Regions from separate parts of the Homo sapiens genome. Here region 1 is linked to region 2. Evidence: read pairs that join two places in POLR2A ChIA-PET (ENCODE). Cell type or tissue: IMR-90. All regions are shown on one strand. Each heading gives the region's core, and the rest is flanking DNA. Links, peaks and the distances in the headings are about the cores only.

The links. ChIA-PET counts read pairs that join two places held together with the same protein. Peaks named below come from ENCODE experiments on the same cell type or tissue, not always from the same donor. Only the 100,000 strongest peaks of a DNase experiment are listed, where the experiment ranks them.
Region 1: POLR2A ChIA-PET joins it to region 2 with 17 read pairs; 2 of 35 experiments call an interaction of 5 or more read pairs at or near these places.

The regions. Positions count from the first base shown.
Region 1 is chr12:67,910,828-67,926,153 of GRCh38, forward strand. No RefSeq gene overlaps it. Among named protein-coding and RNA genes, the nearest start is that of LINC01479, 11 kb to the right of the region's middle. RefSeq lists enhancers at 9,313-9,813, 9,814-10,314. In IMR-90, for the core only: no CTCF peak of the experiment used is centred there; no DNase peak of the experiment used is centred there.
Region 2 is chr12:68,578,481-68,593,806 of GRCh38, forward strand. No RefSeq gene overlaps it. Among named protein-coding and RNA genes, the nearest start is that of RAP1B, 25 kb to the right of the region's middle. RefSeq lists enhancers at 9,378-9,427, 13,589-13,798. In IMR-90, for the core only: no CTCF peak of the experiment used is centred there; a DNase peak (open chromatin) is centred at 6,531.

The DNA.
Region 1 (15,326 bases), core at 6,919-9,418, 670 kb before region 2:
CATATGTAGCAACTGCTCCTCTCTTCCTGTTTTGTACATGTGTCCAATAGAGGAAGAGCAGCTGCATCATTTGTCATTAAGTATTAGGCAAGTAAGGGCTTTGTCTGGGGAGAATGACACAGAATAAACATTTCCCACCTTGGAAATAAATGTCTCCTATTGGCTTCGATGTGTGTGTTGATAAACGATTTTCGATTGCCTAAGGATTTCTCTGCTAATGGGAGGCCATTACTTTCTACAACGTTCAACAACACTGATATTATCCCGCGATGCCAATGCATTTGTGCTCCGTGGCAGTCATGGAGACTGAAAGTGCCTGCGAAACCAATGTGTGACAGGTCACATTTGCAATGCCAGTGCACAGTTACCCTCTGCAGAGCTTTGCTCTCCTGGGATACTTCTATTCTTAACTATTCATCGGAATTTAATTACTAGCAGACTTTTCATCCTGAAAGTTGCCACCACCAGCTAATTTCAACAATACAAGAAGCCCCAGTGTCATCCAAGAAGGCCACCTTATACAAAGTACCTAAAATAGCTGCAAGGTTCTCAAGTGAGTATTCATAGTAAGAGAAAAGAGTGCACGCTGGCCAAGTTAGAAGTGGGATCCTGGAGCCAGCCTCTCATTCTTGGCAAACAACGCAAATGCAGCAGGCCTCTCTGTGATAGCAGCGTGGCAGCGAATGAACAGCTCCTTCTCTCCCTTTAGAAAATGTTTAGGGCCATCGTTACAGAACTCTTTTCAGGCTTCAAGTTTTAATGTTCTGGTGGGAGAAATGAAAGTATCATTTCCCAACACATTAGAAAATGCCTAAGGTACACAGATAGGATGGGCTACCTGTTTGCCTTATTTCGTATATCCAGCCAGATTGTCTACATATTGCCTTCTGAACATACCTTCTACTCTCTCCTTTCCAAATATCTGCTTCCTTTGATTTCTGCCAAATGAAATGTTTGCCCCACCACCCTGCCCTACGACCATCCTCTCTGATAAGCAAGGTACTCAAATAAACTATATCTTAACAAATAGTTACCCCTGTAGCATGATGTACTTTCAATTGGAGAGCAGAGACCAAGGAAGGAAAACGAGATTTCAGGAATCATGCACAACATAATGGACCAAAAGAAGACAATGGCAGAGAAGTGAAGGGAGAGATGCCAGAGGGCATCACTCAACAGTACTCTTACTGTTCTAGGGACACTGATAGATGGACCGCATGATGTACAACATAAGACAACAACAAGGTTATGTGGATAAATTCTATAGTAAAATACACTTAAGAAACAGTAGTCCAAATAATTAAAATACATTTATTTTCTGCAAGATTTCCCAGAGCCTGATGTGTGTTGTTATTCTCCAAGAAGTAGATACATTTGACCCAGGATTCCCCCTCCTCCCTTTTTGGTAATAACCTCTCTTAGAACTAATATTCCATGGCACACGGGTTTTAAAAGAGTTTCTCAGAAAAAAAGGAGAATTAAGCATATGATAGAAATGAAATGGTTTAAATCTCGGGATGACTGAAAAATATGTACATTCTACCCAGATAAATAAATATATATATATATATATATATATATATGAATCAAAAGTTGGGTAAAATATAAATTAAGTAGGATAATATATGAATAAAGGGATAGATTCTGTGTGATATCTCTGTCTTGACCTAAGGACAATGACATTGTTGCTGGTTTATAGGGTTTTGGGGGGTAGTAGGGCACCCAACTGAAGGTATTGTGCTCTTGCTTTTGAAAATATGTCAGTGAACTTTGTGCACTACAACATGGCTTATAAGTCCTTTATGATCTGCATCCCGTCTCATGCTACTTTCTCTCCTTACTCCCTTTGTTCTAGTCACCTTGACTACATGCAGGTTTTGAATAACTCTCTCATTTTGGTGCTATTGTGTTGCTGCATCCCTGTCTAGAACACACCTCCCAGCCTTTTTTCCTGGATAACTCCCAGTCATCATTCAAGTTTCAATGTAGATGTTTCTTTCTCCAGGAAGCTTCCCTACTCCCTCTGCCAATGAATCAAGTCCTGCCAGACCCCCACCAGGTGCTCCCATTGCCCCTGAATGCCCATCACATTCGATTACAGTTGCTGCTGTGCCTGTCCATATTCCCCACTAGATAGTAAGTTCAGGGAGGGGACTGATCTCAGTCATACTCTCAGCCCCCAACCTCATGGCACAATGAAGCCACCCCAAAACTGTTAATTATCAATTAATTAATCATCTAGTGCAACATCTCTGTCAAGTTACTCCAAGAAGATAGTGTGATGGAATGGGGCCCTAGCACCTCCCCCCAATACACACACAGTGACAAGAAGCTTAGCCCTGACAAGCTTATGCTAGCTTCTATCAAAGGACTTGAGGATTTTTTCTCTTTATTCTGCTTCTTGAGGTTCAAAGTCCTCCAACTGATTACAATTCAAAAGTGGGACTTTTAGGGTAAGGAGAAAGTTGTGATATAGGCAATGTACACAGAGGTTGACAGATTGACCAATTCATTCATCTACTAGCATGTAAGCTCCATGAGACCAAGAATGAAAGTCAGTCCATCTGCAGCAGTGTGTGAGCAGAGGAGTGGCAGGATAATGCTGGAGAAGGCAGGAGGAAACTGATCACACAGGGTCTTGTAGACTAGTAAGGATTTTTGTATGAAGTACCAGGACACAACTTTATTATACAGGGCTTTTAATGTTAAAGTTTTATAATGATCACTTTTCTCATTCTGTAATTCTTCCTTATTTCTATCACCAGCCCAAAAAGAGAAGCAATTCTTTCTTCTTCTTTTAGTGCTTCTGTTCATTACAGAAGCAAAAATATTCAGGCTATTTTTTTCTTTCCCTTGAATTAAGGCTGGAATATATGCAGGCATCTCTTAATATGTTATATCTCTATTCAGTCTCGTTTCTGATGCCCCCAACATACTCCATCAGAAAAATCAATCTGAACTTCAGCTGAGGACAGAGTTAAAGCTTTCCCTAGGATCATGTGTGGTTGGATTGGGGGTTGAAGGTAGGTGGTGGTTATTCCACATGCCAGGGCAAATGAACATGAGATCCAGCCCACTAAGAACTACCTCTATCATTATGTATCCAGGGTATTTCTAATAAAAAGAATGAGGAGAAGCTAGAGAAAGATAATTTTATCAAAAATCAGAAATTAGATAATTACCACAATTAAGCACTAAATTAATTCTGAGCTTATGATTACCCAAGGCAAAAGACAGTGTCATGGGATATTTCTGTCTAGCAGAAGGAAAGATATTAGTTTTTAAGGAGAGAATAACTTTTTTTTTTACAGGTTATAAAATCAAGGACAAATTACTTATATGGAATTTAATCATAGAGACTTAGAGAAATCCAATGGAAAATATGTTTTCTAAAATATTTCACATGTATTTCTCATGGCCATTTCTTATGCCAATTCTTGATTAAAAACAATTGAGATCGTGGCATATAATTGTGGTTACATTAGAACATTTTGATGAGGCACTGGACTTATATAATCCAAATATATTACAGTTATTACCCAGAATATTATCAGATAGATGGTTAGCATTTGCTTTGGCTATCCACAAATATGTCATTCATCTTAATCAATGTTTTAATAGAAAGCTAAGATTAGGATTTCTGAAAAGTATCTCCAGTACAGATAGTCCATTTTGCTTGAAAAGAGATCTGTAGGATTTTTAGATACCAAATGATTAATCATACCTGAAAATACAATACTTTGTTGCACCAACACACAATAATCTTCCTGAACAACAATCCCTCCCTAATGGCCATATATTCAGAGGTTCATGACAGTTCATATATTCTGTGGTCTCTGCTTCCATGGGCTCACTGCCTTCCAGTCAGTTTTTCTAAGTAACTCTTACTTTTAGTCCCTGAACTTCAAACCTATTACTTGTAGTCCCTGAACTTCAAACCTATCCTATGTTCTGCAATGCATATATCTGGCTTTGCTTTCATACTGCTACCTGATCTTATTATCTTCTTCCTGTCAAATAATCATTGCATTACTAGGAGAAGAAATGAGGATTTACAATGTAACTTACAGCAGAAGGATGAGGAAGGAAATTTTCAGCACTACAATAAGGTCAAGTTAAAACTATGTGTTAGAAATCTCCCATCAAAAATGTTTACGCTATAATAGCACTATCCAATTGGAAAATAGTACAAACCACGTATGCAACTTAAAGTTTTCTGGTAACCATAATTTTAAAAGTAAAAAAAAAAACAGTAAAATTCATTTTAATAAGTCTAAATGCAATATATCCAAAGTACTATTATTTCAACATGTAATACAAATTTTTAAAAATATATTGAGATGATTCAAAATTCAGTGTGTGTTGTACACCCACAGCACATCTTAATGCATTCTACCTACATTTGAAGTCCTCAGTAGTCACATGTTACCATACTAAACAGCATAACTCTATAATATAGTATTATGCCCCTCAGAAAGCTTTTAGGTAAACCTCAGTCTACAGTCCTGAAAAATATTATGAGTGGCAGAGCTAATGCTGAATCAATATTTACATTTTATGTAATACTTAGCATGCAATTAGAGAATATATTGATTATATTATTTATTCAACAAATATTTATCAAGTCATTAAAATATGCTATGCCAGGTAAGATGTTGGTAGATCCTTTGAAGGGTACTGTCAACACTTACTTCCTGATTGTTTTACAAAAGAGTGATCAGCTTTGCCCCTTTGAAGTATACAGACATGATACAATTTAGTCTCCTTTGTTCTTCTGTGTAGAAAGAAGGACCAGGAGGCCGGGCGCGGTGACTCACACCTGTAATCCCAGCACTTTGGGTAGCCAAGGCAGGCGGATCATGAGGTTGGGAGTTCAAGACCAGCCTGGCCAACATGGTGAAATCCCGTCTCTACTAAAAATTAAAAAAATTAGCTAGGCATGGTGGCATGCATCTGTAATCCCAGCTACTTAGGAGGCTGAGGCAGGAGAATTGCTTGAGCCCGGGAGGTGGAGGTTGCAGTGAGCCAAGATTGTGCCACTGCACTCCAGCCTGGGTGATAAAGCAAAACTCTGTCTCCAAAAAAAAAAAAAAGAAAAAGAAAGAAGGACCTGGAGCCAACAGGGTGTCACCTTAGAGGCAGGCACCTGAGAGCAGGCAAAGGAATAATTCCGTCTGCTGAAATACTAGGAGAGGTTGCAAGAACACTTTGAACAGTGCCTCAGGGCTGAGACTAAACACAAAACAATAACATTTATAACATGCTGACATTTTTAATTGTGAAAGAAACTGTATATGACTTGGAAATTACAGAAAACAAAGAAAGAAATCACTCATAATTCAACAATTTCTATGTATTTCCATTGCACATTTTGATGCATTTCCTTCCATCCAGTCTTTTTGCCCAGTCCTCACCATTTATGTCCCAGACCTGACAAGTCTGAGCCATGAGAGAATGTTATGCTTGCCTTTGATATCTAACTTGTGATGATGTGAGCCCCCACCCCCACTCCCACCAGCTTGATTCCCAGGAACTAGCTGGCCCCCAGGGGTCTCCTGGCTGCAGTCTCCCAGGTAGGACTCCTGCTGTCTCAGGAATGCCCCACAACCCCCGTTTCTCTAAGCTGGCTGGCTTCTTACCTTGCACCTCACTGTGCCCCTGTGCCTACCATCCTCACAACATCACCGCTCTTCAGGGACACCAGTCTGCAGCTAATCTAACTTCACCTAGCCCAGTGAGGGGCTTCTGCAGGTTCCACTCTGAAGCTCTTACTAAGGGTCTACAGACCCAAACTCACAGCATTCTGCCAGTGATTAGGGCTAACTCAGCTCACACTCATCAGAACTCTCTAGGCATTTCTGTACCTTAGAGTATAGGCCTGACTCAACCCCTAAATGGAGGCCGCTTCATTTTCAGAGCCAGAATTAGCCTCTTCCCAGGATGACTGGACAGCAGGAGCACATGTTCCTTTATGGAAACATCTCTCACAAACAAGGCTGTGGTCTGGTTCTGTGGCCTTAGCACGATCATTACAGCAGCCTAACTATGAACTTCTCACTGCCTGGGCTAGAGTCTTGTCTTGTTTTCTGTTTCTCTTCTTTTTCCGCTTTTTCTTTCTCTTTTTTTCTTTCTATTCACCTGCCTTTCTTCTGCCTTCCCTGCTTCCTTCCTTTTTCCTTTTTAAAATTTTACTTATAGAAAATGGTATCTTAGAAACATTCTTCTGTTATAAAAGTACAATATATTCTCATCACGAAAAACGGGAAAATTCAAATAAACAAAAAAAGCAGAAGAAAAAAACCTCATGAATGTAGTATTTCCGAGCTAACTACCCTGTAAATCTAACACCTTGATTATCTTAAGAATCTGAAAGCTCAGGCACCTCAAGTATCAGAACCCTGAGATAACTCAGAAATCTGAAAAGTTGGTTGCTAAACTAAAGCTTTGATTGATAATAAATTAGTGTTATCTTAGCAAGTTCCCAAGTATAGGTAGGTATTTATGTAAAAGTTTATCATAATAATTTCACTTGCTGCTTTATTAAAGGAATTGTTAAAAGTTATTTATCATTATATAAGACCAAAACTTTGGCCAGAAAATTGGAGAAAAAAAAATCCAAACTTGAACTTCTAAGTTATACAGATGGTCCCCAACTTATGATGGTTTGACTTATGAATTTCTTACTTGATTATAATGTGAAAAATGATACACATTCAGTAGAAACCATGTTTTGAATTTCGATCTTTTCCTGGGCTAGCAATATGTCGTACAAAACTCTTACATGAGATATTTGACATTTTATTATAAAATAGGCTTTGTGTTCAATAATTTTGCCCTACTCTGGGCTAATTTAAGTCTTCTGAACACACTTAAGCTAAAATGTTCTACAGTGTAAGCTAGAATGTAGGTAGGTTGGATGTACTAAAAGCATTTTCATCAAACCATGGTAGGTTGAGGGGCATCTGTAAACTGCTACCAACAATATCATATCCACACACTTAGGAAATGTCGACGTCCGCTAGGACTTTCTCAGTCATTAGTGTTTCTTTTCTCTTTCTTTTGTGAACTACTAAAAATAATACAAAATGGGAATCAAAAAAATCTGGATTCTAGCTGTTTCTTTATTACATAGTATCTGTTTCCCAGATGTCAAATGAGGATAAGAAAATTTGTCTTAGAAGCTTTGTGAGGACAAAAATAAGACATTTGCTGTGAAATAACTTCAAAACAGTAAATCAATTGCATGATACATGGCATTGTTATTTTTAGAAAAAAATATTTCTCAACGACTTTTTACATGGTTGTTACCATCATTAGAATTGTTTTGGTGAAAAATGATACCAAACAGGATAGAATTTCTTTGCATTGCTCTACTCTTATATTTTAAAGTTTGGGGATCCAGGTGCTTAAGATTGAAGACATACCAGTGACAAGCTCAGTTTTTCCTGCAGGCACTTTGAATTCCAGCCTTCCAATTTGAACCTAACACCATTAACTTAGTTTTAGCTACCATGTTTTTAAAGGCACAAAACTCTGTTTCTGTAAATAACCTGAACAGAATGCCACACTCACACTCATACCTCCATCATTGCTTCTCATTGGCCTTAGAGACATTTCTCAGGACTTGAATTATAAAATATCATGAACAAACCGGCAAACCAAAAAATTTGCTCCACACCATTTAAAATGAAATAAAGTTAGTATTTATCATTTATAAGCTTTACAGGGAACTTTGCTAAGGAGCCAGTGACTTCCATATAGAAGGCAGTGGTATATTCAAAATTTAGATGAACGTATATGATGAAATCTTATGCAACTCTGCTAAAGTTTGGAGAACAATTTTTTCACATGATGTAGAGGACACGTGTGCTACTGAGTAGCAAGGAAATAAGTGTTTAGCAGATTTACAAATCCCATGTCTGCTCCTGCCCCAGCTCCGAGGGTCACAGCACCAGCAGGTGTATGGCTGGAGGCACCTGGTGTGGGAGCAGGCAGTGAGGTCCCCACACTGCCAGTCAGCTACAAGCATCTCCCACTGTTTCTCATTTTTCCATGATTTTCACTTCTTGGGGCTCTGTACCAATCAGGTAAAAATTACATATACCTAGTTCCTTCCCATGATAGATTCTAAAGTTAAGTGGCATGATGGCGAACATGGTGCAATTTAAAGTATGCAAAAGCCCCTGTTTTCACTCTTTCTTCCTGAATCTGTGTGTGTGTGTGTGTGTCTTTGTCTCTCTCTCACACACACACATGCACACACACAGGTACACACACACAATTTGTTCAGATAGAATATATCATACTACTCCATTCTTCTTAGAGTTAAACCAAGTGATGACCCCTATTTTAAATACATATTTAAGGTGAAAGAGAAGTCCTTGAACTATTATTGGTCATTAGAACAAGATTTTGAATGAGTTGACCAAACTACCTATTCAATCAACTTAAAGGGGATGGAACTATATTCAAGAACATTGTGATTGTGAGAAAATAGGTATAAGGTATGGGGCACTCCCAGGATAAATTCTTGGGTGATGCTACCAGGAGGTCATGCCATGCCATGGGGCCTGAGGCAGTCTTAGGACACTGGGCGTCTTGAGGTGGGAGAATGGCAGAGAGAGAGCATTCAAATCCAGGTACATAACAACCACCAGCAGACAAACCAGAAGTTTAAGCAGCCGCATTGCAATGGGAAAATCAGAAGGCCTGGGGGCCCCAGACCTAGATTTTACTCAGCTTGCATTTTCTCTATGAAAGAAATTCTGAACACTGTAATAAGCTTGTGAGTAAACAATGACTCATTAATTCAGCACTTTCAAAGAGATTCTCAGACAGGCAAAAACAATACATGGAGCCTGAACCAAAGAGAACATCTTGAACTTCTTCCAGGCAGAACAGGCCTAAATATTGGGAGGTATGTAGAAAGAGAATAAGGAGAGGATAGAAAAGAATACATAAATCATATTGCATATCTTCCTTCTTCTTTCTCCAAGACCATTAATTCAAGTGACAGAAGGTAATAAGGAATAGAAAAGGCTAAAATAAACATTAAAAGGGAAGTAAGTCACTAAGTTGAATATGCAGTCTGGGGATGTTGTGGCTGAAGGTTATGCTTCATTTGCTTTGACTTTAGGATTAATGTTTGTGGGCTTATTGAAGCTATCTAGACCCCAGACCTTTCCTTTGGTATCAGTAGACAGTACTTTATCCTTTCTCACTCGTATCGGTTAAATTAGCAACCAGTATCTTGCTCACCCTTGACTAGTACTTCTTCCATTCACTCCACATCTCTACATTCATACATGCACACCTGTGCACACACATGTGCAAACACACACATACAGATACATAACACCACAGTCAGCTTGCTTCAGTTTGCTGCTCTTCATAGCTAGCTCTAGCCCTAGAAACCTGGTTGTTCACAGCAGGGAATACAAACTGAATTGAGCCCTCCTGCCTTCTGTGGGAAAAACCACAGGGTCCCAAGTAAGGATAGATTTCTGGGGCCTAGAACACCAAGAGCTATGAGCCACTTTTATATGCACTTCGGCAGAGCTTCCAGGAAACAAGACAGCTGACAAGCACCTTAGTTTATCAAAACCAAGATAAAAATGCAAATAATGAACTTGAAGCAACAGCAGGACAAGTCAGATGGAAAAACATAACTCACCTCCTTTTCTCCACCCCACGCAGTCTTTCTTTCAGAGCAAGGCACTATTACCATGAGGACTATGCTAAGAATGTATGAGAGAAAGCAAGAGAGAGCTGTCTCAGGTGGGTACATTTACCTGGCAGATCTGCAGGAAGTGTTGCTTATAAAAGCATGGTTGAAGATTGTACCTGGGCTGATGATGCATAGTGAAGATTTTTGAGGTTTTCCCTTCATCCATTAGCCTGGCATTCGGTCACTCTCAAAACATGTATTCAGTGCTTGCTGTGTGCATAAGACACTTTGCTCTGGGGGTATGAATCAGATACATCTCTATACTCAAGGAGTTTGCAATCCAGGAGGGAGCTGAGCAGATACACACATAAATAAGATATAAAGTAGAAAGTGATAGGAGCCCTAGGAAAGGAATTTAATGAATAGAGGTGTCAGCAAAGGTTTCTCAGAAGGGTGAAGCTGAGCCCTGAGTGAGATGGGGTCCTGCCTTCCTCACTGAGGGCAGAGAATGATCAAAGCACACACTGTGGTACCAGTGCCTGTGAGGAAGCAGCTGCACCAGGCTACAGCTAATGGCATATGGAAGGATCTCAAGGAACAAGAGCTTGGGGGTATAGCTTAGGCATATATTTGAGGTCTTTGAATGACATGTAAGGATGTTTAAACTTTATTCTGGAGGTAGAACAATGAAAATCCAAAAGCCCAAGGTCAAGGCGGGTTGTGAAAGTTTAAGTCAACAAAGATACTGACATGAGGAAGGGGAGCCCATTCAGAAGCTATTGCAGGAATCCAGGTAAGTGGGGGAAGGGCCTAAGGACGAGTGGGGCTAGGAAGAGCAAGAGATGGAAGAAACAAACAAACATTGATTGATGCATGTCCCATTATTCAGAAAAAGCTGACAGCTGAAGAAGCCAGCATAGAGGGTTTTCCACATGCTTCTTGGTTTTCTCCAGCATGTTAAAGCTAGCAGCAGGGATGTGAGTAACTGGGGATGATTGGCAGTGCCTGGGAATTTGCCCTTTGTTCCAAACATACTGCTTACATAGCTCCAACTACAGCTTGGAGTAGTTGAGGTTAAGCAAAGCAAAAGGGTGATTCTAATCTTACAGGAAAGAAAGAATTAGGATTGACAGAAAATATAGTAAAGCTGCTTTGAAAGCAAAAATAAAAAATTGACATTGGGTACTATATCTCACAAATGTTTAGACAATGGACATGTTTCAGGATATTAGTGTCTTTCAGAAATATTACTGAAATGGATTTTATCTGAGGGAAGAGGGCATCTTGAAAAAAATTTGTTTTGATACAGGGTCTCGCTCTGTCGCCCAGGCTGGAGTGCAGTGGTGTAATCATGGCTCCCTGCAGCCTTGAGCTCCTGGGCTCAGGTGATGCTCACACCTTAGCCTTCTGAGTAGCTGGGACTACAGGTGTGTGCAAAACACAGTTTGTTTGTTTTTTAAATTTTTTATAGACACAAGGTCTGGCTATGTTGTCCAGGCTGGTCTCAAACTCCTGAGCTCAAGTGATACTTCCACCTTAGTGTCCCAAAATGTTGGGATTACAGGCATGATTCACTGTGTCCACCCCCAGGGTTTCTTCACCACACCAGCACAATGTCAGCAGTGAAAGGGCCTGGAAGCTGGTAAAGCTTAAAAGATACAGACTGGACCCGAGGCACTGAGTTGGTTTAATACTGTGAGCTGCAATGTGGGTGCTCACTTGAGTGTGCCATGAATGTGAAAATGCATTTCCAAGGCATCTAAACTACCCTTACCTGCCTCTGTGAAAAAATCAGTCACTATGCAGAAGGAAGGAGCTTGACATTTCTTTTATGGTAGGAATGGTTGAAGGGGTAGGAACTTGCCTCTTGGATATCCTACCAGCTAGATGTGCAGGGAAAGGCAAGCTTTTATTTTGCTCTCCTGGGCAGATCAGTTACCACATTAAACCCAAACAAAACAACCTGGAGAAAAAGATTCATGAGGTGTCAGACGTTTAATTTCCAAAGTGTACAAGAGGGGAATGTTTTCAAATCCTGTTTCACAGCCATAATTCACATGCTTTGTACTTGTATATTTCTGTAGGTTATTGGTCACATGAAGCAAATATGGAATTTCACAAGTTCTACACATGGTGGGAGGCAGGAGCAGGCTCCCAAGGTGTCAGCTTTTAATGATGTTGTATATTTAAGGAGCAATTGATGCCAGTCTAGAACCCTTTTGGCATGTGCATATGGAAGATGTTACTGGTGTGTGACAATCCAGTTTTTATGCTACTGTGTTTTGCGTGCCTACTACGTGCTAAGGTCTATATACATAATCACATTTAATCTTCACAGCCACCCCACAGGAAGTCTTATTACCCCTATCTTGCAAACAAGGGAAAAATGAGGCACAGAGAAAGAAGTGCAAGAGGCAGAGGTGGAATTTGTTTATCCAATTATTAGGCCTTAAGATGCAATCAGCATTGTTGACCAGCGCCTGGTCCCACTCTTCTCAGACACTGCATTCTCTTCCTATTTTTCTGGTTGAACCTTCTTTTGTTCTTTCTTTAGCTTTCCTTTAAATGCTGATCATTACGGATTGAGTTGCATCTTAACAAAATGTCTCTGTTGGAGTCCCAACATGTGGTACCTCAGAATGTGACCTTATCTGGAGATAGGGTCTTTATAGGGGTCATCAAGTTAAAGTAAGATCATTAGTCAGGGCTGTAATCCAATACGGCTGATGTCCTCATGAAAAGGGGAAAATCCGGACACAGACATGCGCACAGGGAGAATAGAAGATGAAGATTAAGGTAGAGACTGGGACGATGCTTCCACAAATCAAGGAATGCCAAAGGTTGCCAGCAAACCACCAAAGCTAAGGAAAGGCATTGGACAGAGTCTCCTCTCACAGCCTCAGAAGGAACCAACCCTGCTAACACCTTGACCTTGGACTTTTAGCCTCTAGAACTGTGGGACTACAAATGCCGTTGTTTAAGCCACTCAGCTTGTGGTACGCCTTGTTACAACAGTCCTAGCAAACTAATACACAGCTATGCTTCAGTAAAAGGCACCTCATGGAGAAAGACCTCTGCCTACCTCCCCAGGCTTGCCTGACTTCATCCTCATATACTAGCCACCTGCACCCCACCAAATAATTAACTTCTGCTAGTTTCCTGGACACCCCAAGCCATTGTGTGCCTTGTTCCCTTGCTATGATATTTCCCCTTTCTGGAACACCTCCATCAATGTTCCAGCTCAATTATCACCTCCTACAGGAAGCCTTCCCTCATTTCCTCCTATGCCTATCACTCAAGAAGTATTAACCACACTTTTCTCTGTGCTGTAGCTTTTTTTTTTGTACCTGGTTCTATGGTTACCTTTACACTGCATTGTAACCTGGTATTCATGGGCTTATCTGTGTCCCCTGTGGAGCTGTCAGTCTCTGAAAGGCCAGTGCCTACTTTATTTCCTCTCTAGATTCCAGCACTGAGATGATGCCAGGTGTCAGCCCTCCTTGGAAGCCTTAGGAAGGTCTCTCCAATTGCCCTACCCCAACCACAATATAGAGGACTATAAAATGAGCACATAGTGGGAGGAGACAGAGTGGTTCCCTGATTACATGTATGAACGCAGCTAGAGAGAGAATATGTCCTTCCAATGTGGGTGAGGTAGAAAAGCAGCATCTGTGACAGCATGAAGAGGAGGAAATAGGAGTTGCTGGACCTATTGAGGAATTGTCTGATAGGGAACCTAAGTTATCAGGCATCCAATCTTTTTAGTCACATTGGAAAGTAATCTCAAGAGACAGATGATTCAGGGTCCCCTGGCTCTTGGTCCTTAATCTCTGGTTTTATATAACTCCCCTTATCCTGCTTCCATGTTTCTCAGACAACCTCTCATTCCCATCTGGATCTCCCACTGAACAAGAATACGATAAGTGCATGGATTCTACGTGTTTCCAGTCCTTGAGCAGTGATTGCTCATGGCCAGTGCACAAAGTGGCTTTGGATTGTTTGGCTCCCGAGCAGTCTGACAACAACCAGAGAAGGCTTGGAGCATGTCAGTATGAGAATTTCTGGTCTGAATGACAGATACATTTGTCAAATTCAATCAATAAGCTGTCATTCTGGTAGCCATCCCAGTCTCCTTTGGGTTTTGCTTAGTGTAAACTAGTGAGTTAAATCGATCTTGGTTTGTATTTATTAGGTAAATAGTAATACTAGCACCTGAGCTGGGCGCCGTGGCTCACGCCTGTAATCCCAACACTTTGGGAGGCCAGGGTGGGCAGACCACTTGAGGTCAGGAGTTCGAAAGCAGCCTGGCCAACATGGTGAAACCCTGTGTCTACTAAAAATACAAAAATGAGCTGGGCGTGGTGGCAGGCACCTGTAATCCCAGCTACTTGGAAGGCTGAGGCAGGAGAATCGCTTGAACCCAGGAGGCGGAGGTTGCAGTGAGCCGAGATCACACCACTGCAGTCCAGCCTGAACAACAGAGAACGACCTTGTCTCAAAAAACAAAACAAAACAAAACAACACTAGCATCTAAAACAAACAGCCTACATCCTAGTATCCTAGTGGTTTAATAATAAAGGCTTATTTCTCACTCATGTCCTTACATTCCAGTCCTTACAGGGTGGGTGAGGACTTTGTAGTAATTCAGTCCTACCTCCTCATTGTGTCTTCTTTACTAAGCTGGAAATCATGTGGAAATAAAAGCAATTTTGCTTTCATGTAGAAGATAAAAGGGAATGGATATGGCAAGTGGCCCATATCGCAAACACCCTTGTGCTCCTGGACAGAATTTCATCACATGGCCACTCCAAGCTGAGGAAAACTGGAAAATGTGGTTGAGCCAGATGCTTGGGAAAAAGAGAACTTGGCAATTGGCCACCCCAAGTGGTCTCTGCCACATAAGGTCACAATAAACTGACACTCTAGATCCTTCTTTGGACAATACCGTGGCCACTTCCAGACTCTTCCTTCCTGACACTGATTGCTATACCTGAACCAAGAAGAGGGTGGTGCATGTTCATTGAATAAATGAATAGAACTTTTACTCTTCTCAACTCTCTTTGGCAAGCTTTAGTCGTTCCCTCTAAGTGGATGTCCTCTCAAATAACTTCATCTCTCTTCTCTCCTTCTGAGCTCCAACCTTACATTCCCAATTCTTTCCTGGGTACCTTCACATGAGGTTCAACCATTTCAAATTCAATATGACAAACCTAAGCTCAGCAAGCTCTTCCTGTGCTGAGCTTTGTTTTTCTTACACAACGCTTAAGGCAAGATCCTTATCTATCTCCAGTTTCTATCCCTCCAAGCATCTAGTACAACTTTGCATGCTATTAATAGTCATCTTTTGAATAAATGTTTCTGTTGTGGAATTATGTAAACTACGCTAACCTTAGATTAGCAGAAAAAAATGTAATTTTTCTGTTTTTCTATAGCTTACCTGATATTCCTCACACCACCTACCCCTCTGTGTCTGATAATCCAGTCTGTTGTAAACTCTGTTGCATAAAATAATTGAAAGACTTTTTATGTAACTCAGTCTATCTTTTTTTTTTTTTTTTTTGGACATTCCATCCTCAAATGTCCCTTTCCTCTGCTCTCTTCAAGAGGCATCTGTGGCTATGGCTGTACCTACCGAATCCAGGCTCAGGTAATCTGGCCT
Region 2 (15,326 bases), core at 5,465-7,964:
AGAGGCCAGGTTCTAGTCCCAACCTGATTATAATTAGCTGTGTGATTTGGGGCAATTCACTTAGTCTTTTTGAGTCTCAGTTTCTTCAGATATAAGATGAAGTGATTGAGTTAGAAGGCCATGCATCTCTAAAATTCCACAGTGTTATAATTACACTATTATTGAGCATTCTTTAACGTTATTAAGGCCCATTTTAACCTTATACAACTTCAAAAAAACTACTATAAAAGCTGATTATGCTTTGTTCACTCAGCACCATATCCGTCCTAAGCATCATTCCCGGCATTTCAAAAACAGTCCCATTTACTCTTCTTAACAAACCTATGAAGTAGATACAATTGTCCATAAGAAAACTGTGGCTTAGAGCTCCCTAACTCAGCGATGCTGGAATCCAGATAGCTGCACTCTACTCGATTCCAAAGTCTGTGTACTTCAAACTACGTTGCGATGCCCCTAAAGCAATTCTGAATGACGTAATTGAGTTAAGAGTGATGTCAACCTGCCCCACATTTGAAATACACCTTACGGTGTGTGTGTATTTTTCATCCTCCCTCCCCTCCTTCTGTTTCTCCTGCTTCTCTTCCTTCTTCTTTAGCTAAATTTCCTTACAATTTGATTTTTAATTATCTGCTTCTTTCTCATAAAATAAAAATTTAGAGTGGCTACAAATATTTCTGTTACTAGAATTAATTGGTTGTTGGAATACCCAATAAATTCAAATTTTTTGATTTGTCCTGTATGTTAAAATATCCTATAATGACTTATAATCTGTATGCAGACAGAGAACTCAGTATAGTGTGGTACATGGGCTTAAGAGCTAGACAAATGGTGCATCTCTGTGGTCCCAGCTACCTGGGAGGCTGAGGCAGGAGGATTGCTTGAGCTCAGGAGTTGGAGACAGCTTGAGCAACGCAGTAAAATCCTATCTCTAAAAACGAAAAACAAAAAAGAAAAAGAAAGTTCAAATACTAGGGCTTTTCTGCTGGTGAAGAGCTCTGTGGCTTGGCGGTTAGTTACTGAACTTTTCTGGTTAAATTTACTCAGCAGGTAAATAGATGCAATAGTGCCTTCCTTAAAGAGAAAAATAATAAGTCCTGAAGGTAAGCAACGATATCAACAACAGGGGCCGGGTGTGGTGGCTCATGCCTATAATCCCAGCACTTTGGGAGGCCAAGGTAGGCGGATCATTTGAGGTCAGGAGTTTGAGATCAGTCTGGCCAACGTGGTGAAACTCTGTCTCTATTAAAAATACAAAAATTAGCTGGGTGTGGTGGTACAAGCCTGTAGTCCCAGCTACTAGGGAGGCTGAGGTGGGAGGATTGCTTGAACCTGGGAGACGGAGGTTGCAGTGAGCCGAGATTTCGCCACGGCACTCCAGCCTGGGCAGCAGAGTGAGACTCTGTCTCAAAAAAAAAAAAGATATCTACAACAATCAGAGCTGACATTTATTCATTAAGAACCAGGCAGTGTAGGCCGGACGTGGTGGCTCACGCCTGTAATCCCAGCACTTTGGGAGGCTGAGGCAGGCGGATCACCTGAGGTCAGGAGTTCGAGACCAGCCTGACCAACATGGAGAAACCCCATCTCTACTAAAAATACAAAATTAGCCGGGTGTGGTGGCGCATGCCTGTAATCCCAGCTACTCGGGAGGCTGAGGCAGGAGAATCACTTGAACCCAGGAGGCAGAGGTTGCGGTGAGCCAAGATAGTGCAATTGCACTCCAGCCGGGGCAACAAGAGCGAAACTCGGCCAGGCGCGTTGGCTCACGCCTGTAATCCCAGCACTTTGGGAGGCCGAGGCGGGTGGATCACAAGGTCAGGAGATCGAGACTATCCTGGCTAACACGGTGAAACCCCGTCTCTACTAAAAGTACAAAAAAAAAATTAGCCGGGCGCAATGGCAGGCACCTGTAGTCCCAGCTACTCAGGAGGCTGAGGCAGAATGGCATGAACCCGGGAGGCAGAGCTTGCAGTGAGCCGAGATATCTCACCACTGCACTCCAGCCTGGGTGACAGAGCGAGACTCTGTCTCAAAAAAAAAAAAAAGAGCAAAACTCTGTCTCAAAAAACAACAACAAAAAAAGAAATCAGGTAGTGTGCCAAATATTTTATTGTATTATCTAATAAATCCTCACAACTACATATAAACTGAGTCTTAGTTTATATAAGCTGAGTCATATATTCTACATATAAACTGAGTTATTGGTCCCATTTTTTACAAACAGATGACAAAACTAAGACACAGCATAATTAAGTCACTTGCCCAGGTCATGCGGGTAGAGAGTGGCAGGGCCCAGATTTCCACCTAGGCAGTCTATCTTCAGGACCTAAACTCAAAGAATGGCATCTGACACAGAAGCAAACTTCAATAAAAATTTATTTCCTTCACTTTTATAAATGTTTTAAGAGATTTGCAATAAGAAACTGGTTAACACATTGTTTACTGAGGTGAACTTGATTTCCAACCTTAAAAGTTATATACATTTTGTAGGGAATATTGTATCCGAATGTTAGAAAGTATAGAATGACCCACTTCAAGTAAAAAAGCTTTAAATAAGGTCTGTTTTAAATAGCATGCCCTAGAGTATTCACCACAAAATTGCCAACAATTTATCAAGTGGGCTATGAGTGTGTGTGTGAGTGTGTGTGTATATGAGAGAGACAGACAGAGAGAGCATCTCACCCACTGATTTGTTCTTCTGACATTTGGTAAATAAACTCTTGCTGTTGCCTTTGTCTTTTATACCAAATAATTAAATAATTTAGTTTGAAATGAATTCTTGAGCTTGAAAGCCATCAGGGTTAGTCACATTTTTAGGGGAAAATATTTAGGCATCTGAGACCCTTATTAGATTTCTAATTTTTTTCTTTTTATTGAGACAGAGTCTCGCTCTGTTACCCAGGCTGGAGTGCGGTGCTCGATCTCAGCTCACTGCAGACTCCACCTCCCACATTCAAGTGATTCTCCTGCCTCAGCCTCCCAAGTAGCTGGTATTACAGACATGTGCCACCACACTTGGCTAATTTTTTGTATTTTTAGTGGAGACAGGGTTCGCCATGTGGGCCAAGCGGGTCTCAAACCCCTGACCTCAAGTGATCCACCCAGCTTGGCCTCCCAAAGTGCTGGGATTACAGGCGTGAGCCATCGCATCCGTCCAAGATTTCTAATTTTTTTGTTACTTGATTTATGTCAAGTGATATTAATCCCACAAAGGGGGAAAAAAAGAAAGATAGGAAAGGGAAGGGAGGAAAAGGAAAGGAAGTGAGGAGGGAGAGAGAGGGTAGAGAGGTAGAGAAGAGAAGGACTTGAAAAGGAGAGGAAGAAGGAAAAAAGCTTCAAGCTAAGGCAAAAGGATCTAGCCATATATATCCAAGACAATAAGGAGAATATCTGTCTTAGAGATGTCTATTAAATACTTTAAAGATAAAAAGAAATGAAACACCTTACTGAGACAAGAACACAGTGTTCATCTATTTATTATATATATTAAAATTCATGTCAATATTCTGTAGCTCTGAGGATGAAAGAACAAACCAATCTATTCCTGCAAATGAGAAGGGAAAGTAAGTTGTCTTATGGAAATAAAACGCATTGCTTCAGTAGGAATTGGGGAGGAAGTCTGCAGGCTTGTGGATGCGGAACACTGGACAAGCAATGTTATTAATATGTGATGGCGCAAGTAGTAGGGCAAAGGGTGCTCCTTCTAGTCAGAAATCACTGGTTCTCGGCTTTGGCTCAGCCCTGCTATTTAAGTTTCTATGTGCTTCAGGAAAAATTATTCTTTTAATTCAATATAAATGATGATACAACCACAATTAGGCTACATTGTGCATTTAAGATTCTTAATTAGGCCAGTCACAGTGGCTCAGGCCTGTAATCCCAGCACTTTAGGAGGCCTAGGTAGGAGGATCCCTTGAGCCCAGGAGTTTGTGACCAGCCTGGGCAACATAGGAAGACCTCTATCTCTACAAAAAAAAAAAAAAATCAAAAATTAGCTGGTCAAGTTTGTTCAAGTGTTGTATCAAAAAAATAAAATAAAATTTAAAAAAATGTTTTAATTAAAAGATTAGCTGGATGTACACACCTATACTCTTAGCTGATAGCACAAGCCTATAGTCTCAGCTTCTCAGGAGGCTGAGGTGGGAAGATTGCTTGAGCCTGGGAGGTTGAGACTGCCGTGAGCCATGATCACACCACTGCACTCCAGCCCAAGTGACAGAGCAGGACCTGTCTCAAAAATAAAATAATTAATTTAGGAAAACAATGCAAATAAAATATCAGCCACATAATTTCTTTCCATTTCTATTTGACTTTGTCATCAGTATATCCAAGACGAATTGAGGCTAAACATATATATTTCAAGTATGGTAATTTGCTCTATGTTTGAGGCAAATAAGAAAAGATGCAGGCCAGGCACGATGGCTCATGCCTATAATCCCAGCACTTTGGGAGGCTGAGGCAGGCAGATCACTTGAGGTCAGGAGTTTGAGACCAGCCTAGACAACATGGCAAAATCCCATCTGTACTAAAAATACAAAAGTTAGCTGGGTGTGGTGGCACACACCTGTAGTCCCAGCTACTTGGGAGGATAAGGTGGGTGAATCATTTGAACCCGGGAGGCAGAGGTTGCAGTGAGCCGAGACCACACCACTGCACTCCAGCCTGGGTGACGGAGACTCATCTCAAACAAAAAAAACACAAATAATAATTTTTTAAAAAGAAGAGATGTAGATAGTGAATTCCTTGCTAATTGGTCCTTTCTCTTGGAGTTATTCCTCATGTTCTAGAGAAAAAGTATGTATAAAATTGTGGAAATATGGAAGTTCATCAGACTGGAGAGTGTATTAGTAGAGAACAAAATAAAAATTCTCAAAAATTACACAGGATACATTCTCAATTTCATCTTCTTGACTAAAGTTAGATACTAAAAAATTAAAATGCTAATTACAGTGGGATTCAACAGCAGGGAGGAGGAGAAAGTAACCAAAACTGATCACAATTTTATTTTCATTTAAATCACTTTGTTAATTGGGTTAGACTCCTACTGCTAAAAGGGGGAGGACTACAGAAGATTAGTTTATTTTTAGCTTGTTGCTATAAAACTCTTCTGTGCTTCTTTCAGCTCAGAGTCAAAAGAAGAGTAAATGTTTTCGAAAGTAACAGAACGTTAAGGTTGCACATTGGCATCTTTGTTCTAATGAACAGAGTGTGATTTGAAGATGGCAAACTTGGGTTTTGTACCATAACTAGCTCCAAAGCTTCTGGCTTATATAGGAGCAAGTTTTGCCTTTCCCATTGGTAATGTGTTGTGGTTGAGCTGTTAACAATACTAAAGCATATACTACATCCTTATATATATCAATTTCAAACTATTTACCTGCTCACTGTGTTTTTTTCTTCCATAAATAATGCACAAGAGAGTAAAGTATATGGAAGCCTTTTATTTTTCCATTAACATAAACAAAAAGGTGGGTGAGGTGGGTGACCCACCTACCTCAGCCTCCCAAAGTGCTGAGATTACAGACGTGAGCCACCACGCCCAGCCCTTTTGTGTTGTTCTTATTGTTCTCCTTGTCTCTATTCTGTGTGATAAGGTCCTCCAAGGTGCTGTCTATCCTTATTCCATCCTTGATTACTCCCCAGGACCAACCTTCAATGTCTTCCGCACAGTATACATTCAATAAATTTTGCTGTCATTTTTCTTTTTTTAAAAAAAAAAAGGAATTACACTACCTTACAGATAAGGAAATAGAAAAATAGCAAGACTTGTCCAAGGTCACACAGGTAGTAAAGGAGAAAGTGGCAATTTGCAATGCTGTATTATGGTCTTTGTCATTTCATTAAATGGGCCAATAAAATTATCCCCACCATTAAGTGACTTTATCAGATAACCTTAAGTGGAAGTTCCTAGATTTGGCTGGCTACACATGTGACCTCAGGCCATTCATTGTAAAGCCACAAATCTCATAGTCTCCGAGGTCACTAAGAGCTTTATTTCCTTGCCAGGAGCGGTGGCTCACACCTGTAATCCCAGCACTTTGGGAGGCCGAGGCGGGGGGATCACGAGGTCAGGAGATCGCGACCATCCTGGCTAACACGGTGAAACCCCGTCTCTACTAAAAAAAAAAAAAAAAAAAAAAATACAAAAAATACAAAAAATTAGCCAGGCTCCGTGCGGGCGCCTGTAGTCCCACCTACTCGGGAGGCTGAGGCAGGAGAATGGCGTGAACCCGGGAGGCGGAGCTTGCAGTGAGCCAAGATCGCTCCACTGCACTCCAGCCTGGGCAAAAGAGCGAGCCTCCGTCTCAAAAAAAAAAAAAAAGAAAGAAAAGAAAAGCTTTTTTTCCGTTTTCACTAGAAATGATCAGCACAGGGATTTACTATTTACTCAGATTTGCTTCGAGCATGATGTCAGTTGTCACAAGGTGGATGGGGCTGGGCTGCTCTAACCAGTATTTGGTGGAAGACTTCCAAAAAGTCCAGGTAATGCAGGAACTGGCAGGTGAGTCACTGTTAGTAGCCCGCACTAGGAAAGAGACCAAGCTGGAGTAACATGATCCCAGGGAATTGCAAAACAAGCCAAATTTGGCTTTTTCTCTCATCTACTCTTCTCTGTGCTGCCTCCCTGGTCCTGCTCCTCAAACTGCAGACCTGGTCATTACCATTCTTAGCTTCCTCATGCTCAAACTCTCTCTCCTGATTCTTCAGGCCCAGATATTAAGCTGATATTAAAAATTAAAACAAAAAAGGTCTTATTCTTGGCAAGTCAATTTCTTCTTTGCTAGGTAACATACATTCATTTCACTTTATTTATTTATTCATTTGAGACAGGGTCTTTCTTTGCCACCCAGGCTGGAGTGCAGTGGCACAATCACAGCTCACTGCAGCCTCAACCTCTTGGGCTCAAGTGATCCTATGGCCTCAGCCTTCCAACTGGCTGGGACTACAAGGACACATCAACATGCCTGGCTAAATTTTTATTTTTTGTAGAAATGGGTTCTCTCTCTTGCCCAGGCTGGTTTTGAACTCCCAGGCTCTAGCAATCCTCCCACCTTAGCCTCCCTAAGTGCTGGGATTACAGCCTCACTTCCCTATAGGCTTTAGAGCTAATGCCCCTGTTTTAATTCCCTAATCCAAAAATACCAAATACAGTTCATCTCCTGTTAATTCCAACCGATTGGTAGTGGGCCCTAGAATGGTGAGCTGATAAGGATTCTGAGGCCATGCATGGGCTCAGTGGTAAAGATTGCTGGGGCCAGGAGCCGTGGCCCATGCCTGTAATCCCAGCACTTTGGGTGGCTGAGGCGGCTGGATCACCTGACGTCAGGAGTTCCAGACCAGCCTGGCCAACATGGTGAAATCCCATCCTTACTAAAAATACAAAAATTAGCTGGCATGGTGGCAGGTGCCTGTAATCCCAGCTACTTGGGAGGCTGAGGCAGGAGAATTGCTTAAACCTGGGAGGCGGAGGTTGCAGTGAGCAGAGGTCACGCCACTGTACTCCAGCATGGATGACAAGAGCGAAACTCTGTCTCAAAAGAAAAAAAAAAGAGTGCTGGAATGGATGAGTGGTGGTCCTCTGGGCATAGACATGTCTGCTATACATTTGTCATTTCTGACCTCATAGGAAGTGCTTGCAATGGTAGGAATCTCCCAGACAGGCAGAAGAAAAGGATCTACCATAGCAGTCCCCTATGACCGATGCAGTAAAGGAAGTCAGACTATGTGGCATTCTGCAAATTGTGTAATTTAAGAAGCTTTAAACTCTACCATGTGCAGAGATAGTTAAGGCCAAAAACGCTATACAGCGTATACAATGTTCTTATGAGGGTTTTTCATTGTTGCTGTTTTTTGAGATGGAGTCTTTTGCTCTTATTGCCCAGGCTAGAGTGCAATGGTGAGGTCTTGGCTCACTGCAACCTCTGCCTCCCGGGTTCAAACGATTCTCCTGCCTCAGCCTCCTGAGTAGCTGGGATTACAGGCATGCACCACCACGCCAAGCTAATTTTTTTTTATTTTCAGTAGAGATGGGGTTGCATCATGTTGGTCAGGCTGGTCTCGAACTCCTGACCTCAGGTGATCCACCCACCTCGGCCTCCCAAAGTGCTGGGATTACAGGAGTGAGCCACCATGCCTGGCCGAGGTTTCAACTCACTTATATTACCTAAAAAGTACTGTTCTATTTTTATATTATTTCATTGTTTTGTTCAAAAGTAAAGGTTGGAGCTATATCTTTTGTTCCTAGTTATAAATTGGCTAATTACTTACTGTCTTCTTTTCTCTGTAGAGTCCCAACTAGACACATTATTTTAAATTTCCCTTTCTAAAAACAATGTTATCTAATGTCATCACCTAGCTACTACATACCACCAAGCTGAAAATACCAGAAGAATTGAAAAGCAGCTGGGTGCAGTGGCTCATGCCTGTAATCCCAGCACTTTGGGAGGCGGAGGCGGGTGGATCACAAGGTCAGGAGATTGAGACCATCCTGGCTAACACGGTGAAACCCCGTCTCTACTAAAAAATACAAAAAATTAGCTGGGCGTGGTGGGGGGCGCCTGTAGTCCCAGCTACTCGGGAGGATGAGGCAGGAGAATGGCGTGAACCAGAAGGCGGAGCTTGCAGTGAGCCGAGATCACACCACTGCACTCCAGCCTGGGAAACAGTGAGACTCCGTCTCAAAAAAAAAAAAAAAAAAAAAAAAAAAAAACAAACAAACAAAAAAAAAACCACAAAGAATTGAAAAGCAATCTTGATTTACCATGTAGTTACAGAAATATTAAATATTTGAGAAACAAATGACATCATTTCTTGAGAAAATTAGGGTATAAAAAAGTGCTCTATTTTACAGAACTGATGTGTTTCCAAGCAAGACCAGGAGCTACATTTTCATAAAAAGACATAAAATTTGCATTTGTTTTCTATTTAGTTTGCAGTGGTGCTGGAGAGACCACTGAAAATGGCAGAACAGCTACTATTGCCAATGTTCTTGTGGCCACTGCTGAGAATTTTGTCCTTGTCGTTAAAGAGGAAGCTGCTTCCAAGACTGTTCTCTAGAGCTTGACTAAGTAACCACTGTCAGTGTATTAAAACCACATTACCAGCACAGGGGAGCTCCCTGCCTCCACTGTCAGAGCTACCACAGTCACCATGTGCTATAGTTTGGATCTGTGTCCCTGCCCACATTTCATGTCAAATTTTAATCCCCAGTGTTGGAGATGGAGCCTGGTGGGAGGTGATTGGATCACTGAGATGGTCCTTCTTGAATGGTTAGCACCATCCCTTTGGTGCTGTTCTCATGATAGAGTTCTCGTGAGATCTGGCTGTTTAAAAGTGTGTGGCACCTCCCCTCTCTCGCTCTTGGTCCTGCACCTGCCATGTAAGATGCCTGCTCCCACTTTGCCCTCTGGCACCATGATTGTAAGTTTCTTGAGGCCTCCCCAGAAGGAGATGCTTCATTGCTTCCTGTATAGCCTGTGGGACCATGAGCCAATTAAACCTCTTTTCATTACAAATTAACCAGTCTCAGGTATTTCTTTTTTTTTTCTTTTTTTTTTTTTTTTTTGAGACGGAGTCTCACTCTTGTCCCCCAGGCTGGAATGCAGTGGCGCAATCTCAGCTCACTGCAACCTACCCCTCCCAGGTTCAAGTGATTCTCCTGCCTCAGTCTCCCAAGTAGCTAGGATTACAGGTGCCTGCCACCACACCCAGCTAATTTTTGTATTTTTAGTAGAGATGGGGTTTTACCATGTTGGCCAGGCTAGTCTTGAAGTCCTGACCTCAGGTGATCCACCCACCTTGGCCTCCCAAAGTGCTGGGATTACAGGCGTGAGCCACCACACCCGGCTTTTTTTTTTTTTCTTTTTTTTTTAGGCATAGTTTCACTCTTGTCATCCAGGCTGGAGTGCAATGGTGTGATCATGGCTCACTCCAACATCTGCCTCCCAGGTTCAAGTGATTCTCCTACCTCAACCTCCCAAGTAGCTAGGATTACAGGCATGCACCATCATGCCCAGCTAATTTTTGTATTTTTAGTAGAGACGGGGTTTTGCCATGTTGGCCAGGCTGGTCTTGAACTCTTGACCTCAGGTGATCCACCCACCTTAGCCTCTCAAAGTGCTGGGATTACAGGCATGAGCCACTGTGCCCAGCTCAAGTATTTTTTTTTTAAAGCCTCACTTTGTTACCAGGCTGGAGTGCAGTGGTGCCATCTCAACTCACTGGAGCCTCCACCTCCCGGGTTCAAGTGATTCTCCTGCCTCAGCCTCCCAGGTAGTTAGGACTACAGGTGCATGCCACCATGTCCAGCTAATTTTTGTATTTTTAGTAAAGATGGGGTTTCACCATGTTGACCAGGATGGTCTCGATCTCTTGACCTCATGATCCACCCGCCTCAGCCTCCCAAAGTGCTGGGATTACAGGCGTGAGCCACCATGCCTGGCCCAGCTCAAGGATTTCCTTATAGCAATGTGAGAATGGACTAATACAGAAAAGTGGTACTGAGGAGTAGGGCATTGCTATAAAGATAACTAAAAATGTGGAAATGGCTTTGGGACTGGGTAATGGGAAGAGGTTGGAAGAGTGTGGAGGGCTCAGAAGAAGACAGGGAGGTGAGGGAAAGTTTGGAACTTACTAGAGACTTGTTGAATGATTGTGACCAAAATGCTGATGGTGATATGAACAGAGATGGCCAAGCTGATGAGTTCATGAGTTCTCAGATGGAGATGAGGAACTTATTGGGAACTGGGGCAAAGGTCACTTTTGTTACACCGTGGCAAAGAGCTTGGTTGGATTGTGCCCCCGTCTAGGGATCTGTGGAACATTGAACTTGAGAGTGATGACTTAGAGTATCAGACAGAAGAAATTCCTAAGAAGCAAAGTGTTCAAGATATGGCCTGGCTGCTTCTAACAACCTATGCTCATGTGCATAAGCAAAGAAATGACATAAACTCAAAGTTACATTTCAAAGCAAGGCAGAGCATAAAAGTTTGAAAAATTTGCCTCTGAGCCATGTGGTAGAAAAGAAAAGCCCATTTTCAGGGGAAGAATTCAAGCCAGCTGCAGAAATTTACATAAGTAAAAAGAAGCCAAGGCCGGGCACAGTGACTCACACCTGTAATCCCAGCACTTTGGGAGGCTGAGGTGGGCAGATCACATGGTCAGGAGTTTGAGACCGGTCTGGCCAGCATGGTGAAACCCCGTCTCTACTAAAAATACAAAAAATTAGCTGGGTGTGGTGGCACATGCCTGTAGTCCCAAGCTACTTAGGAGGCTGAGGCAAGAGAATTGCTTGAACCTGGGAGACGGAGGTTGCAGTGAGCTGGGATTGTGCCACTGCACTCCAGCCTGGGTAACAGAGCGAGAGAGACCTTCACTGTAGCCCCTCCCATCACAGTCCCAGAGGCCTAGGAAGGAAGAATGGTTTCCATGGGCCAGGTCCAGTGCCCTGCTGCCCTGAGCAGCCTCACAGCCTCGGGACACTGCTTCCTGCATCCTGGCTGCTCCGGCTCCCACAGTGGCTAACAGGGAACCAGGTTAAGCTCACACTGCTGCTTCAGAGGGTGCAAGCCGTAAGTCTTGGTGGATTCCACATGGTGTTAAGCCTGCAGGTATACAGAATGCAAGAGTTGAGGCTTGGGAGCCTCTGCCTAGATTCCAGAGGATGTATGGAAAAGCCTGCATGTCCAGGCAGAAGCTTGCTGCAGGGGTGGACCCCTCATAGAGAACCTCTGCTAGGGAAGTGTGGAGGGAAAATGTGGTGTTGGACCTCACACACAGAGTTCCCATTGGGGCACTGCCTCACGGAGCTGTGAGAAGTGGACTGCCATCCTCCAGACCACAGAATGGTGGATCCACCAGCAGCTTGCACTGTGCACCTGGAAAAACAAGGCACCCAATGCCAACTCGTGAGTGCAGCCATGGGGGCTGAACTTTCTATTTTAAGTAGAGACGGGTCTTCACCATGTTGGCCAGGCTGGTCTCGAAGTCCTGACCTTGGGTGATCCACCCACCTCGGCCTCTCAAAGTACTGGCATCACAGGCATGAGCCACTGGCTCAGGTATTACTTTATAAAAACGTGAAAATGGACTAATATAGAAAAGTGGTACTGAGGAGTAGGGCACAAAGCCTTGGGCATAGCTGTCAAGGCTTTAGCAGCCCACCCCTTGTACCACTGTGCTCTTCATGTGAGACATGGAGTCAAAAGAGATTATTTTGGAGCTTTAAGATTTAATGACTGCCCTGTTGCGTTTTGGGCTTGCCTGGTGCCTGTAGCCCCTTTCTTTTGACTGATTTATCCCTTTTGGAATGGGAGTATTTACCCAATACCTATATCTGCATTGTATCTTGAAGGTAACTAACTTGTTTTTTATTTTACAGTTTCATAGGCAGAAGGGACTTGCCTTGTCTCAGATGAAACTTTGGACTTTTGAGTTAATGCTGAAATGAGTTAAAATTAGGGGACTGTTGGGAAGGCATGATTATATTTTGCAATATGAGAAGGACATGAGATTTGGGAATGGCCAGGGGTGGAATGATATGGTTTGACTCTGCATCCATATCCACAGGCAAGTCTCATGTCAAATTGTAATCCCCAGTGTTGGAGGTGGAGCCTGGTGGGAGGTGGCTGGACCATGGAGATGGTCCTTCCTGAATGGTTTAGCACCATACTTTTGGTGCTGTTCTCATGATAGAGTTCTCATGAGATCTGGCTGTTTACAAGTTTGGGGCACCTCCTCTCTTTCTCTCTCTCTCTCTCTTGTTGCTGCTCTTATCATGTAAGATGCCTGCTCCCACTTTGCCTTCTGCCATGATTGTAAGTTTCTTGAGGCTTCCCCAGAAGCAGATGCTGCCATGCTTCCTGTACAGCCTGTGGAACCATGAGCCAATTAAACCTCTTTTCTTTATGGATTCCCCAGTCTCAGGTATTTCCTTTATAGCAATGTGAGAGCAAACTAATCACCATGTCACCTGAGATGTCACCCGTATAGCCACTAGAGGAGCCAAGGCCAGCACAAGAAAACTTGGAAAGTAGAAAAATGTGTCTTCACTACTGACCTGTATTATCTAAAAAAAAGACTAATTTCTGTGAGAGTGGAAACCATGTCATTCTTACTCACTGTTGCATCCTTAATTTGGATATGTATAGTATATGCAAGAATGCAAGAGTTGGGATTACAATTTGACATGAGATTTGGTCATGTATGTGTATTGCACGAATGCAAGAGTTGAGGCTTCGAAGTCTCATAGTACATAGCAGGTACTCAAGAAACCATTGTTGAATGTGTAGATGATAGATGCATAGCTGGATAGCTAGATACGTAAACAAATGGATGTTGTTCCCTCCACGTGCCTTATGTTAACATGTTGGCGTAAAACAAACAACAAACCTCCAGATGGCTGCATTCAAGGGGAACATCTGATAGTTTGACACAGGAAGTAACTATCAAGTGAATGAAATTTTTTTTTTTAGTAACAGGAGAAGCCTTTTTGATGTGGCGCTCAACCTGAAAGTTGTTTTCTTCCTGTCAGGGTTAGGGTAGTATGGCACTTTGAAGACAGAGAAAATAAATTCCTGGGTATTAGCTGGCAGCTCTAGAAATCAGCACTGGTGAATTTTCCTTGGAGAATGGTTTCTCACATTTCAGTAAAATTTGGATCTGCCCAGTATCAAATAGAAAGGGAATAGCTAGACCTATACAAACACAGTTCATAAAGAATCTCAACCTAAAGTCTCAGGGTAGAGATGAGGGGTTGAACCACAGGGTTCAGCCCCCGCAGCTGCTCTCATAGGTTGGCACTGGGTGCCTGTGGCTTTTCCAGATGCATTTTTTTTAAATATCAGTAAACACTGGAACCTAAAGTCTCATTATGAAATCACGTTAGACTCCATTGTCTATACATGATTTAGCAACCCTGATAAAGTTAGTACTCTAGGATGGATAAGTGAGATGGGAGATGGGGTGGAACTGGGTATAAAACATTTTGAAGCAAAAACAAAGTTTCAGCAAATAGTGTTGAACTAAAAGAGTTCTTTCATAAGTGTTTTTAGCTATAGTTTTTACTGGTATGTCAGACTGAAATATAGGACAGAAGCAGCTTTCTTGAGGTATAATTTACATACCATAAAATTCACCTGTTAAGTGTACACCTCAGTGATTTTAGTAAGTTTATGCAGTTGTGCAACCACCACTACAATCCAATTTTCAAACATTTCTATTACCCCCAAAATTTCTCTTGCACACATTTGCAGTCAATTCCCAGTCTCATCCTAAGCCCCAGGGAATTACTATTCTGCTTTTTGTCTCTGTGGATTTAAATTTTCTAGAAATTTCACATAAATAGAATCATGCAAGATATAGTCTTTTGTGTCTGTCTCCTTTTGTTTCTCATACTGTTTTTGAAGTTCACCTGTGTGAACAAACTACTGATGTGTGTGTATATATACATATGTATATAGATGTGTGTGTATATATATAGATGTGTGTATATACATATATATATAGATGTGTGTATATACATATATAAACAGCTTTTTTTTTGTTGTTGTTGTTTTTAAGACGGAGTTTTCTCTTGTTGCCCAGGCTGGAGTGCAATGGCACGATCTTGGCTCAATGCAACCTCTGCCTCCTGGGTTCAAGCAATTCTCCTGCCTCAGCCTCCCAAATAGCTGGGATTACAGATGCCTGCCACCTTGCCTGGCTAATTTTTGTATTTTTAGTAGAGACAGGATTTCACCATGTTGGCCAGGCTGGTCTCGAACTCCTGACCTCAGGTGATCAGCCCGCCTCGGCCTCTCAAAGTGCTGGGATTACAGCCATGAGCCACCGTGCCCGGCCTTTTAGCTATTTTAAATAATGCTTTTATAAACATTTTTATACAAGTCTTAGCATGAGTATATATACATTTCTTTATTTTCTCAGGTAGACCTGTAGGAAATAAATTGCTGGGTCACATGCTAAATTTATGTTTAACTTTTTAAGATATTGCCAAAGTGGCTGCACCTTTTCACATTCTTGTGGTAATGTGCATTCCAGTTCCTCCATACACATGCATTCCAGTTTCTCCACATCTCCTATATTGCTATAGTCAGTCGAACAGTGGTATTTCATTATGACTTTTAATTTGCATTTCCCAAACCAAAGATGTTGAGGATCTTTTCATATGTTCATTAGCCATTCATATAGCTTTTTTGTGTGAAATATCTGTCAAATCTTCTGCCCTTTTGTTAATAGGGTAATTTGTCTTCTTATTAGTTATAAGTGGTATTTTTTACTCTTGATACAAGTGTTTCATCAGATATATGATTTGCAAATATCTTCTTTTA